2 separate regions of the Homo sapiens genome follow, and region 1 is linked to region 2. The links are chromatin contacts, found by Hi-C or POLR2A ChIA-PET in ENCODE. All regions are on one chromosome and are shown on one strand. The core of a region is the stretch at or near the end of the contact, and the rest is flanking DNA. Distances in the headings are between cores, read along the strand shown.

What was found. Hi-C counts contacts between places; a loop is a spot of excess contacts on that map. ChIA-PET counts read pairs that join two places held with the same protein, here RNA polymerase II (POLR2A). Pooled maps may share reads with other maps.
Region 1: a map of HCT116 shows a loop between it and region 2 (5-fold over the local background). The contact joins the enhancer-like site here to the promoter of PTPRF in region 2. A Hi-C loop is called at or near these places in 15 of 168 maps with a recorded cell type or tissue (Caco-2, Calu3, HCT116 and 11 more) and 7 of 50 pooled maps. POLR2A ChIA-PET finds 5 or more read pairs at or near these places in 6 of 52 experiments (GM10248, GM12878, H1 and 3 more).

The regions. Positions count from the first base shown.
Region 1 is chr1:43,579,905-43,585,268 of GRCh38, forward strand. The region is part of intron 7 of PTPRF (protein tyrosine phosphatase receptor type F); the gene reads left to right. Among named protein-coding and RNA genes, the nearest start is that of PTPRF, 52 kb to the left of the region's middle. RefSeq lists enhancers at 1,358-2,179, 2,341-2,610. Within about 2 kb of position 2,432, at least 4 of the 41 ENCODE cell types and tissues checked have a DNase peak (open chromatin) inside an H3K27ac peak, as active enhancers do; they include HCT116, where a contact is called at or near this core.
Region 2 is chr1:43,528,879-43,534,017 of GRCh38, forward strand. It overlaps PTPRF (protein tyrosine phosphatase receptor type F), which reads left to right and starts at 2,005. Exons shown (of 34, transcript NM_002840.5): 1 at 2,005-2,212. RefSeq lists a silencer at 2,716-2,785 and enhancers at 2,851-3,423, 4,052-4,553, 4,554-5,053.

The DNA of each region.
Region 1 (5,364 bases), core at 1,182-3,681, 51 kb after region 2:
TCTACTAAAACTACAAAAATTAGCTGGGCGTGGTGGCGCGTGCCTGTAATCCCAGCTACTCAGGAGGCTGAGGTAGGAAAATCGCTTGAACCAGAGGTTGCAGTGAGCCAAGGTCGCGCCACTGCACTCCAGCTTGGTGAAAGAGCAAGACTCCATCTCAAAAAAAAAAAAAAAGTACAACTGTCTCCACCCAGGGGATTGTAAAGGAAAGCGGACATGGCTCCTTGCAGTGATGATTCCATCACGCCAAGTGCTTAGCGCGGCTTCCTGAGGGGTGTCGTCTGACTCTCCACCCAGTGCACGTGGTGGGTGATGGCGGTGGCCTGTCCGACTCTTTGGGGCCATGTGGTCAGACTTGCTTACTCAGAGCAGAGAGAATTAGGCTGTCAAGGCTGTCAACCAAAATACACTTATCAAGGAGTTGCTGTCTGTCATGGGAGAGGGTGGTTCTGGAGAGGCCACAGGCTGCCAGCCCATTCGGTGACCAGTTGAGCTGCAGAGGAACTATTTGTGGTGGGCAAATTGTGCTTCAGAGACTATTAAAGATGCTTCATGAGAGTTGGGGGCATGGGATGGGAGGTCCCCTAGCTTACTGTCAGGTGTCTTACTCCTCAAGGCTCAGGCCTCAGGTCAGCTTGTCTGTCTTCAGGAACAAGAGCCTGAAAACTTCCCAAATGGCCTAGAGGAGTGGAGTTGTAAGCGGCACAGCCTTGGCCCCACCCTGCCCCAGGCAGAGTGTCTGGCAGGCATTGGGGCTGGCGAGTCCACTCCAACAGAGGAGCAGCTGGAATGACCCTTCTCAAAGATCTGCCTCCTCCCACCCTGACTATCGCAAATGCTGTGCTCTCTAGAGCTCTGCTCACAAGACTGTAGGGTCGAGAGTGGCAGTTCCAGGCCTCAGCAAGAAAGCCTTTGCATGTGGCTGCACCAGGGAGAGGAGAGGCCCAGTAGAGCCACTGTAAACCCAAGCCAGCTGCAAGGGCGTGGCCTATGGGCACATTTCCCAGGGCACAGCTACAGGAGGCAGTGCTGAGGCAGAAGAAGGCCCAGAGGTGGATGGACCCCCGCATTGTCCTCTTGACTAGGCAGCATTCTCTGAAGTCACTGTTACACTGGCCCCAGCCCTGGAGGCAGAGCAGTGGGTCTCTTTGGAGATCGACTGAGCTCAGCTGCTGTAGCTGGCAGCTCAGTCACTGCCCAGGGAGCTCTTATGTGCAGCCCCTTGGAGCATCCCTGTCTGTGGGGCTCCCTGTTTACACATGGTAGACTCAGGCAGGGCCCTGACTGGCTCTTGCCATGGCCCAACCCCTAACTCTACCAGCTCTTCTTGAATCTACCCTTCTGGCTCCATCCCCACATGCCTTTTGGTAGGAAATACGGGGGTTCCTTTAGTTCCAGCCCCACTTGCCAGGGACTCCAAAACAGCCAAACCTGACTTCTGTTGTCTCTCTCACACACACATACGACGTTCCTCTAGGCCCTGATGTCTCAGGACCGTTTCTAAGCTCTGTCCCCAGGACCTGCCTCATGTAGACCCTAATTGAATCTACACCACCCTGCTTTGCCAAGAGCAACCTGCCCCATAGGCCCTACTGTCCTACTGACAGGACTTAGGCACACCTGAAAGGCCCTGCTCCCTGGGTGCCTTGCCTCTGGTGCCCCCACTGCTCGTCATCTCATGGTTGGCAAAACCCCTGCCTTCTGCCCTCAGCAGTACTAGGGGCCCTTCAGCCCCAGCGCCTGGGGACAGCCTGTACTGGGCTGACCACCAGCTCTGCATCCTGAGCCCTGCTTGTGGGTGGATGGCCGTGGAGGAGTCCCCAGTGCCAGCCTGCTTTCTGGCCTGCACCCCGTCCCATCTCCCAGCAGAGAGGCTTCGAGGTTTCCTCCCACAGCAGGCTCCTGAGCCTCAGACGGCTTGATGTGGGCTCTAGCCCTGAACTTCTCAGCCGCAGCACTGTTGACATTTTGGGCTGGACGATTCTTAGTTGTGAGGGGCCATCCTGTGCATTGGAGGGTGTTTAGCAGCATCTCTAGCTCACTAGATGCCAGTGGCACCCCTCAGTCAAAACAAACGTTGCAACGTGTCACCTGGGGGAAATTACTGATGGCTTCCCACTGCCATTGTCTCCACCCATCTGACTCTCTTCACCTGTGTCCACTGGCCGCAAGGCTTCGTCTCCTCATCAGACTTGGCTTCGGTGTCTACCTCACATCTCCCTTCTGTCCCCCAAATTCTCAGGGCTCCCAGTGTCGCTCTCTGAGGCCACGCGACTGCTACATTTAATGGGACAGTACACGTGAAGCACCAGGCACATTGCCAGGCACACAGGAAGCACTTGCTAGTCAGTAGCCTCTGCAGCTAGCACTCGGCTACTAGTCAGTAGCCTCTCGGATAGCACTGTGGGGGGATGTGTCATCCAGTTACATCTGACTTTGTTCACAGTTGCCTGCAGCTCCACCCACAGTCTAGCAGGCCCAGGCATGCTGGGTGGGCCAGAGCCTTTCTCCTTCACCACCTGACTCTCCCTGAGTGACTCATTCTCTCCTTCCATCTACAGCTCTCTGGGTGTACAGCTGCTGGGGCCAGGGTGGAGCCCTGCCCTCCTCAGAGCCTGGCCTACCTGTGCCAGGACTACCAGCCTTCCCCCTTTCTCTAGGGACCTGGCTGCGGGCCACAGCTGTCTAAAACAGGGACAGTGCCTTTTTCCCCACAGGTGCCCAGACATGCTCCTTACACCGGTGGTGTGTGTGGGGGTGGCTTCTAGTGGCTCCTGTACCTTGGCAGGTTTGTGGGCTGGGTGGGCCTTGACCCCAGAGCCCGGTCCACAGGGTCTGTCTGAGCTGTGGGGTGCGTGTGAGGCATGGGGGCCTGCCTGTGCCCCATTTTCACCTGCCCCGGCCCCACCCTCGGCCTCCCTGGCGCCTGCTGGCGGGCCTCAGCCCTGTCCACCATGTCCTCCATGAGTCCTGAGTCTTTTGTGAGTGATGTGGTTCGTGTGCACCTGTGTGCATGTGTGTGTGCGAGGGGGCACAGGAGTCTCGTCTCGTCTCCGTGCTGTGTGGGCAGATGAAGGTTGGCCTGTTTTTACTCTCTCTGTGTTTCTCCTTGTCTTTTTTTTATTCCCTCCTCATCTTCATCGCACTCTGCCATCAACCCAAACTCTCATCTCTCAGATCAGCGAGAAGGTTGGTCCTTTTCACTTCTTATCCATCTACAGTTCGCCCATCGATGGGACACGCCTGTCAGTAGGGCCCAGCGGGCTCGGTCAGCTCCCTCAGGCTCACTGCGCCGTGCCTGCCTGCCAGTCTCTGTTGTTTGGGCCGGCGGGCAGGCAGGACCAGGGATGGGTGGGCAGACCCCTGACCTGCATGTTCCTGCTGCTTGGGTCCCTGGTGCACCACGTGTCTGCATGTCCCCTTAGCCTGGTTCCCCTGCAAGGGTGGTGGGGTGGGCATGCTGCATGGCATGAAACTGTACCCCACCTTTGCACCCAGGCCGGGCCAGCTGTCTGATCCAGGCGGTGCTCAGGAATGGTTGTGGGGGGCTGTGGTCAGAGAGAGGTGTAAGACCTGTAGCGCTTTGTGTGCACCTGTGGGACCTTTCACCGCCCTCCTCGCCTAGAGACCCAGGCTCAGCCGAAACTACTGGAACATTAAGGCGAGAGGCTAGAGCAGGCTGTCCTCCCAGTATCCTGCAGCACAGGGCAAAAGTCCTGCAGTGTGTACCCTGTCCTTGAGGCCCTCAGGTCCCCCACCAGGGCTTAATGGGGCAGTCAGCCCTGGTCTGCCTCAGGGAGCTTGGTGTCCATGGCGCAGGGTGAGTAGCGTCATCTTGGCACCCTGAGGAAGTCTCCCATAAGGTTGTCTTTTCCTTCTCCAGCCAGATCCAAATTAAGATCCTCCTACCTGCCCCAGGCCCCTCTGCCCAAGCTTCCCAGCTAGCTCCCGTGTCTGTTTGAGGGTGGAATTTAGCCCACCAGCCAGCTAACTGACATTCCTTAGCTTGATGCTTTGCATTCAGACTCAAGTTGCTTCTACCTGGAGTAACTGAACGGTCAGCTGCAACTTAGCAGGATCCATATGGGAGCCTGGAAGTGGCCCCTGACTCAGCCACAGGTTAGGAAGGGTTTCCTGGAGACTGTCCTTGAGCCCATTCCAGAGCAGGTCTGTTTGGGGCTTGGTTTTCCGCCCCACCCTTGGAGCCAGACCCCCACCACTGATGCTGGGGTTGGCAGCAGGGGCTAGTGGTCATTCATGTATCACATGGTCTGTGTGGTCAGAGGAGACTCACCTGTCCATTGGGTTTTGGGGGTTCAGGATAGCAGTGTAGGACAGGCTGAGCCTCAGGGAGCAAACCCAGGCCATCCTCGTTCCCTCTGCCACATCCTCCGTGGCTTGAGTTTCCTCTGTGAGGGTGAGGGAGCCGGTCGAGAGGAGGGCTATAGCCTAGGCTCAGATATCAGCCCTGAGCATCCATCCATATGCACAGCTGAGCACTGGGGCATTTCTGTTACACCATTTTGCTGACCGGGCAGATCTGCGAGGGCGTCCAGAAAACAGTCATCAGCAGAGACAGCCCAGCCCAGAGTGGCTCCTTCCATGCCCCTTCCTCTACCCTCCTGGTCCCTCGTCCCCTCCCTTCCCCCACCCCACCCTATGGTCCCACCAAAAATAAGCACATGGACAAATATTTAGCGGGAAGGCAGACATGAGTTTCTAAATATTCCAGGGGGATTTGCCGGGCTGGTAATTTGTTTGGTGCTGATAATTGCATCTTACATTTTTCCAGCTTTACTTAAAACTGTGTGCCGGGTTTGCCGGCATTTAATTACTGCTCTGCGGCAGCCACAAGGTTATTTATTAAAGAGTTATTTTATCTTGATACAGTGGATCCTGCCCCTCATCCCCTCCTTAATGTTGTGTTATTTTCATCAGAGAAATTTCTCTGAGTGAATGCAGATTGCGGGGCTGCCTCCCCCTGCGATTAGGCTGTCACTCTACTGAATGCTGATGCCTCTGGGCGCCGCACCGCCCTATTATAGGGGGTTGTCAGCGCAAATAATTAGACTTAAAAGTTACAGCTGAAATATAATCCAGAAATGGCAGGGCCCTGTTTTGGAAATTGTCTATAAAATGTCAGCACTAAGGATGCACAGGGAACGGTAATATACTGGCATTGTTGGAGCCTAAGATTAGACCCTGAGTGCATTTTTCCCAGCTCCAGTTTTTCTTTCCCTGCTGTTGCTTCTGTCAATAGACTGTCCAGGGTGAGGCCTGTTCCTTTTTGGAGGCCCTGTGCCTGCAGCAGTGGGTGGAGGATGGTTGGGGCTGCTGCAGTGAGATGCCAGCCACTCCAGCTGT
Region 2 (5,139 bases), core at 755-3,254:
CAAGATGATCCAGAGAAAAGGGGCAGAGCAGGAGAAAAGAGGAGGCCTAGGACAGAGTCCCGGAAGAGCAGAAGACGAGGTGGTAAAGGAATCAGAGACAGTAGCCAGTGAGGAGAGGGTGGGCCAATGAAGCCAAGGAAAAGAACTGTTTTAATAACTCAGCAATGGGCAGGAATAATTGGCTGAAAAGTATACTTTTAAAATTTGGGGGCCGAGAGGGAATCTCTAAATCCTCAAAGTTCTGGAAAAAAAGGCAAAAATGCTTAAAGATGCATAAAATTTGCAATACCTCCCCCGTGGTGCACCAAAATTACCAATGGTGAAAAACCACTCACTGGAAATATTCATTTTTGATCCGTTTGTCATCCAAACCAAATTGTCCAGAATCACTGGAGCCAGTCCCATCCCCTCCTCATACGCCAGGGGGCGCACACGCACTGTTTGTGAATTCAAGTTCAGGACAAAAACAGGCAGTGAATCAGGTGGTTACCAGAACCTGATTCCTCAGCCCAGATCCCTGAACACCACAGCAACCATGCCCTGCACATTACCACGTGATCCCTGAATCCAGGCACCTCAACGATCTCCAAATTTTATTTCTCACCTGACTCCAAACTTACAGGGTTATCAGAAAGACCCCACAGAAGAAACCCCACAGAGGAGAAACCTCATCTCTTTTTCTGCTCAGTTACCTGACCCAGGGCAGTGGGGGTAGGTCCCCCATCCTTCATGGTGAAGCCTAGCAAGCGGCGGGGGGAGGAGGGGTGGGGTAGATAGGAAAGAGCTGGTGTGGCTTTGGCTGACTCTTAAGTGGTTTTAACACGGATTGCGTGGGGGCGGGGTCTGGAGGCAGGGGCGCTTGGATTGAAGCTCATCAAATCCCTCTGATCAGTAGGTCTTGGAATAAATCTTCAGGTAGGTTATTGGTTTCACCCAGAAATTTCTAGGGTCATTATTTGAGTTTGGTATGAGAAGTCAGAAACTCAGTACTGACATTTAAATTACATTTAGAGGGCATTATCATGTCTTTAATTCCGAGGCCAATGTAAGGTTCACAGCTGGAATTGGTATAATATTGGGGTATTAGTCAGTCTCTGCTTGGGGTTGACACTAGGTCAGAGAAGTGGAGGGTGAACATGAGGATGAAGGGGCTTTGTGTGGAGTTTCTGCAAAGCCAGTCTTATCTTGGGTTCCAAGATTATTATTAAAGCTGGGTTGGTTTAGGGTCCTAAATGGTCTCAAGTTTGGGTGGGGTTTCAGGTCAGTATCTGTGTTTGGGGGTCCTTTTATGGTGACCCAATCCCAACTCTGGAATTGAGAATCGAATTCAGAGTGCATTGGTGTTGATCTGGGAATGGGAGAGCAGTACTGGAGTTTTATGTAAGGCTTGGGGTTCAGAAGAGAGATAACTGGGGTCCATAGCAAGGTAGCTTTTGGACTTTAGGGTTCATTTAGGGACTGGGGGCTGAGCATTAGTACAGGGTTCCATTTAAGGTCCAGCGTTGGTGCTAGCGTCACTATCAAGGTTAGGGCAAGTAGAAGTAATAAAGAGATTTAGAGTCAGAATTGGTATTTGGGATCAGTATAGAGGTTCACAACAAAATTACTACTTGTGCTAATTTGGGGGCAGATTAAGGGCTTTGGACTCAATATTGGGTTTAGGGCAAGGTGTGGGCTCAGTATCAGGTTCAGATCTGTATGGGGAGGAAATGGGGTCCTAGAGTGGTATTAGGTTCATGCTAGGGCTGGGAGCCACTAGAAGGATCTGGATGTAGTATCAGAGTTTGGTCTGTCTATGTTCATTATTGGGGTTCGGGTTCAATATTGAGGTTCCGGTCGGTTTCGACTTGGCGTTGGGTTGTGGCCTGTCTGGGCCTCAGCGGCTCCGCGGCTCTACGAGCGAGAGTGCACGAGGGGAGGGGCGCCGCCGGGGGCGCGCACGGCAGGGGCAGGGGCGCGGGCGCGAGCGCGAGGGGAGCGCGCGGCTGGAGCTGGCGCGGGAGCGGCGGGAGCGGTGGCGGCGGCAGAGGCGGCGGCTCCAGCTTCGGCTCCGGCTCGGGCTCGGGCTCCGGCTCCGGCTCCGGCTCCGGCTCCAGCTCGGGTGGCGGTGGCGGGAGCGGGACCAGGTGGAGGCGGCGGCGGCAGAGGAGTGGGAGCAGCGGCCCTAGCGGCTTGCGGGGGGACATGCGGACCGACGGCCCCTGGATAGGCGGTGAGTGACCCCCCGGCCCCCCACCAGCCCCCTCCGCTCCCGTCCCTTCCCCGCTCTCCTTGCCCTCCCCGCTAGTCCACCCGGCGGAGCTGGGGGCGGTCCCGGGGGGGACGAGGGCGCCGCTGAGGCCGGGCCGCGCCCCCACCTGCCGCGCCCGCAGCCTCGGCGAAGCCCCCCCTCCACGCCCCAGCCTGGCGGCTCCTCCCCGCTCACCCCGCGGCAGACGCGCCCCCAGCGCTGCTGGCTGGCTCGCTCCCCGCCGCCCCTCGCCGCCTCCCTCCCTCTCCACCGCACCTTAGCCGCAGCCCGCCCCCCCCACCCAGCGCAAAGTTTCCCGTTTGCGTTCTTGCTCCCCCTCATCGGTCCCGCCTCGTCCCCCCTTCTAGCGCGGACGCGCTCCGGGGGCGGCCCTCAGACCCCCCAGCCCCGGGCTCCGGGCGGGTCCAGGCCGCGCCCCCGCCCCCGCCGCACAGGCGCCCCCTCCCAGCCGGCGGGGGATCCGCAGCCGGCGCGCCCGGGTCTCGCTCGCGGCCCCGGCGCACGTGCGGTCCCGGGCTGCGCCGGGCGCGAGTTTGAAGCCCCCCCACCCCCTTCGTTCGCGAGCACGGGATGGGGAGGGGCCGAACGGGCTGTACCCGCCCCCAACCGGGTGCAACGCCCTGGAGGCCCTGGAGCGACCTGTCCCGTGAGGACGTGGCCACTCGGACCCTCTCCGAAAGTTCACTCAGTGGCCGCCCCGCGTCCCGTCCCGTCCCGTCCCGGCTCCCCATCGCCGTGCCGGCGTCTCTGTCTCGGCTGCTTTCTGTTTTCCTCGGCGTCTCTGCCTCCCCGTGTCAGTGCCTCCCAATCTCACGCCCCTGCAATCCCAGGGTCTCTCCAGCTGTCTCCATTCTTTTTCCCCAGGTCACTCTGTTCTTTCTCCCCAGGTCTCTCGATTCTGTCTCCCTGGGTCGTCTTGTTCCCTGTCCCTGAGTCTGTTCTCTCCGCTTGGGTCTCTCTATTTCCTCTCCCTGGGTCTCTGTCTCCCTCCTTAAGTCTCTGCCTCTTGTCTCTCACCCATCTCTTGGTGTCTCTGCACTCTCTGTGCTAGGCGCCCCCCCATTTCCCTGGAATGCTGCCCCTCTGGTTCTTCCACCCCGGAGGGGGAGGGGCTAGACTTTCTCCCCATTTCAAGCCCCCCTGCCCCCCAGTGCACGGCCCCTGAGTTGGAGCAGGTTGGGGGTGGGGAGCGCTACCTGCCTGAGCTGTGAAATGGGAGAGGGAGGCTGCCCCAGCCTGGGGGTTGTCTGGATCTCCCTGAGGGGCCACAGGGCAGGGCCGGGAGGCTGGATTAGGTTGAGGAAGGCTCCACTTTTGAAGGAACAGGGGCAGGGATCCAGAGCGATCTGGTGTCGGATCTGGCCTGAGAAGCAGGGAAGTGCACTGGGGTGAGAGGCGTAGAAAAGGATGTGGGGTGGTGGTTCCAGGCGGGTGCTCATGGGGAGGAATCTGCTGAGAAGGGAAGATCTGGTGGGGAATCCTTTGGGAGGCTTCGGGGATCTGAGGGATCCAGAAGAGAGTTCTGACAGGCTATCTAAGGAAATTTCTGTGCTTAGCTCCTTATTAACTCTTGCTTCAGGGAGCATGAAAATCCCTGTTTTTTTACTGATTATATGAATGAGCCTAGGGCTTCAAGAAGGAGCAGGTGTAACTCCCCAAGTACAACCCCCTACATTCTCAGCCCCAGGCACAGGCCACACTTTCTCGTACCCTCTTGCCTTCATTTCCACACTCAGCTCACCCCCTCCACCCCCACACACACTCCCTATTCAGCTGCTTTCTTGCCCCCTCTCGCATACCTGGGCCCGCATGCCGGCCAGGGCTCAAGAAATCTGTGCCTGCACACTCTCGCAGCATACCTGTGCACATGCACAGTCATCCTTGTGTATTTTTGTATATGCACTTTCTTGCACATTTTACTTGCTCAGTCTCTTATTTGAAATGTCTTTATAGTGTTTTTTTTAGTTTCCTTTATAGTTTCCTTTTCCAGCTGCTCTTCCTCTTCCCTCTTTCTTTCCTTTAACAAGAAAATTGTTTTAACATAATTCCTTCCTTCCTTCCTCCCTTTCTTCCTTCTTCTTGCAACTACTGATACCTCCCCTTTATCCAGCTTTGTGTGCCCTGGGCGGGTTGGCTTGGTGTACAAGGCTGCCAAGAGAGGAGGGGGTGGTTGGGTGTTGGTGAAGGAATTTGGCGGGGCAGAGTTAGACTGCAGCAAACGGAAACTAGCTACACATCTTTTACTGGGAAGTGTATGGATACGCAGCAAAATACTAGCCCTGGCAGTTTGGGCACAGTCCACCCTTTTTTCCATCAGCCTGAACTATGGGAGTCTAGCTTTGAGGGTCCTCCCTGGGGGCGGGGAGGAGGGGACCCAGACCTCCTGCAGTAGAGGGGTTGTGATACACACCACGGCTCCTCCACTTTCCAGCTTCAGGCCTCAAAGAGGCCCCTTTCTCCCTGAGTCTCAATTTCACTCCCTGTAAAATGGGGTAGCTAATCCAACCCGGACTGGGTCCCAGGGCTGTTGTAAGAATCCAAGGGAACTGTGTGGCAGTGCATCGTCAGCAGTGGCAGTCACTTCCCTTGTGACTGACACTGCTGTGTGCTTGGTTCCAGCTTGCAGTCAGGGCCCTACCCTCGAGAAGCTCGTGGTCCTTGGGGGAGCAGGTTGCACCATGGGATTGCAAAAGCAATTCAGTTACCTGTCATTGATTGCTGACTGTGTGCCAGACCCCGGGGTAGGCGCTTTCGGCCCCGGCTGCCTTTCTTCCTTTGGGACTAACAGCTATGTAGAAGAGGCAGCCCACCCCTAAGGTTCAGGCATCTGCTCAACTAAAGCAGCTGCGGTTCTGAGTTGGGTTAGAACATTGCAAGAGTTCATCAAG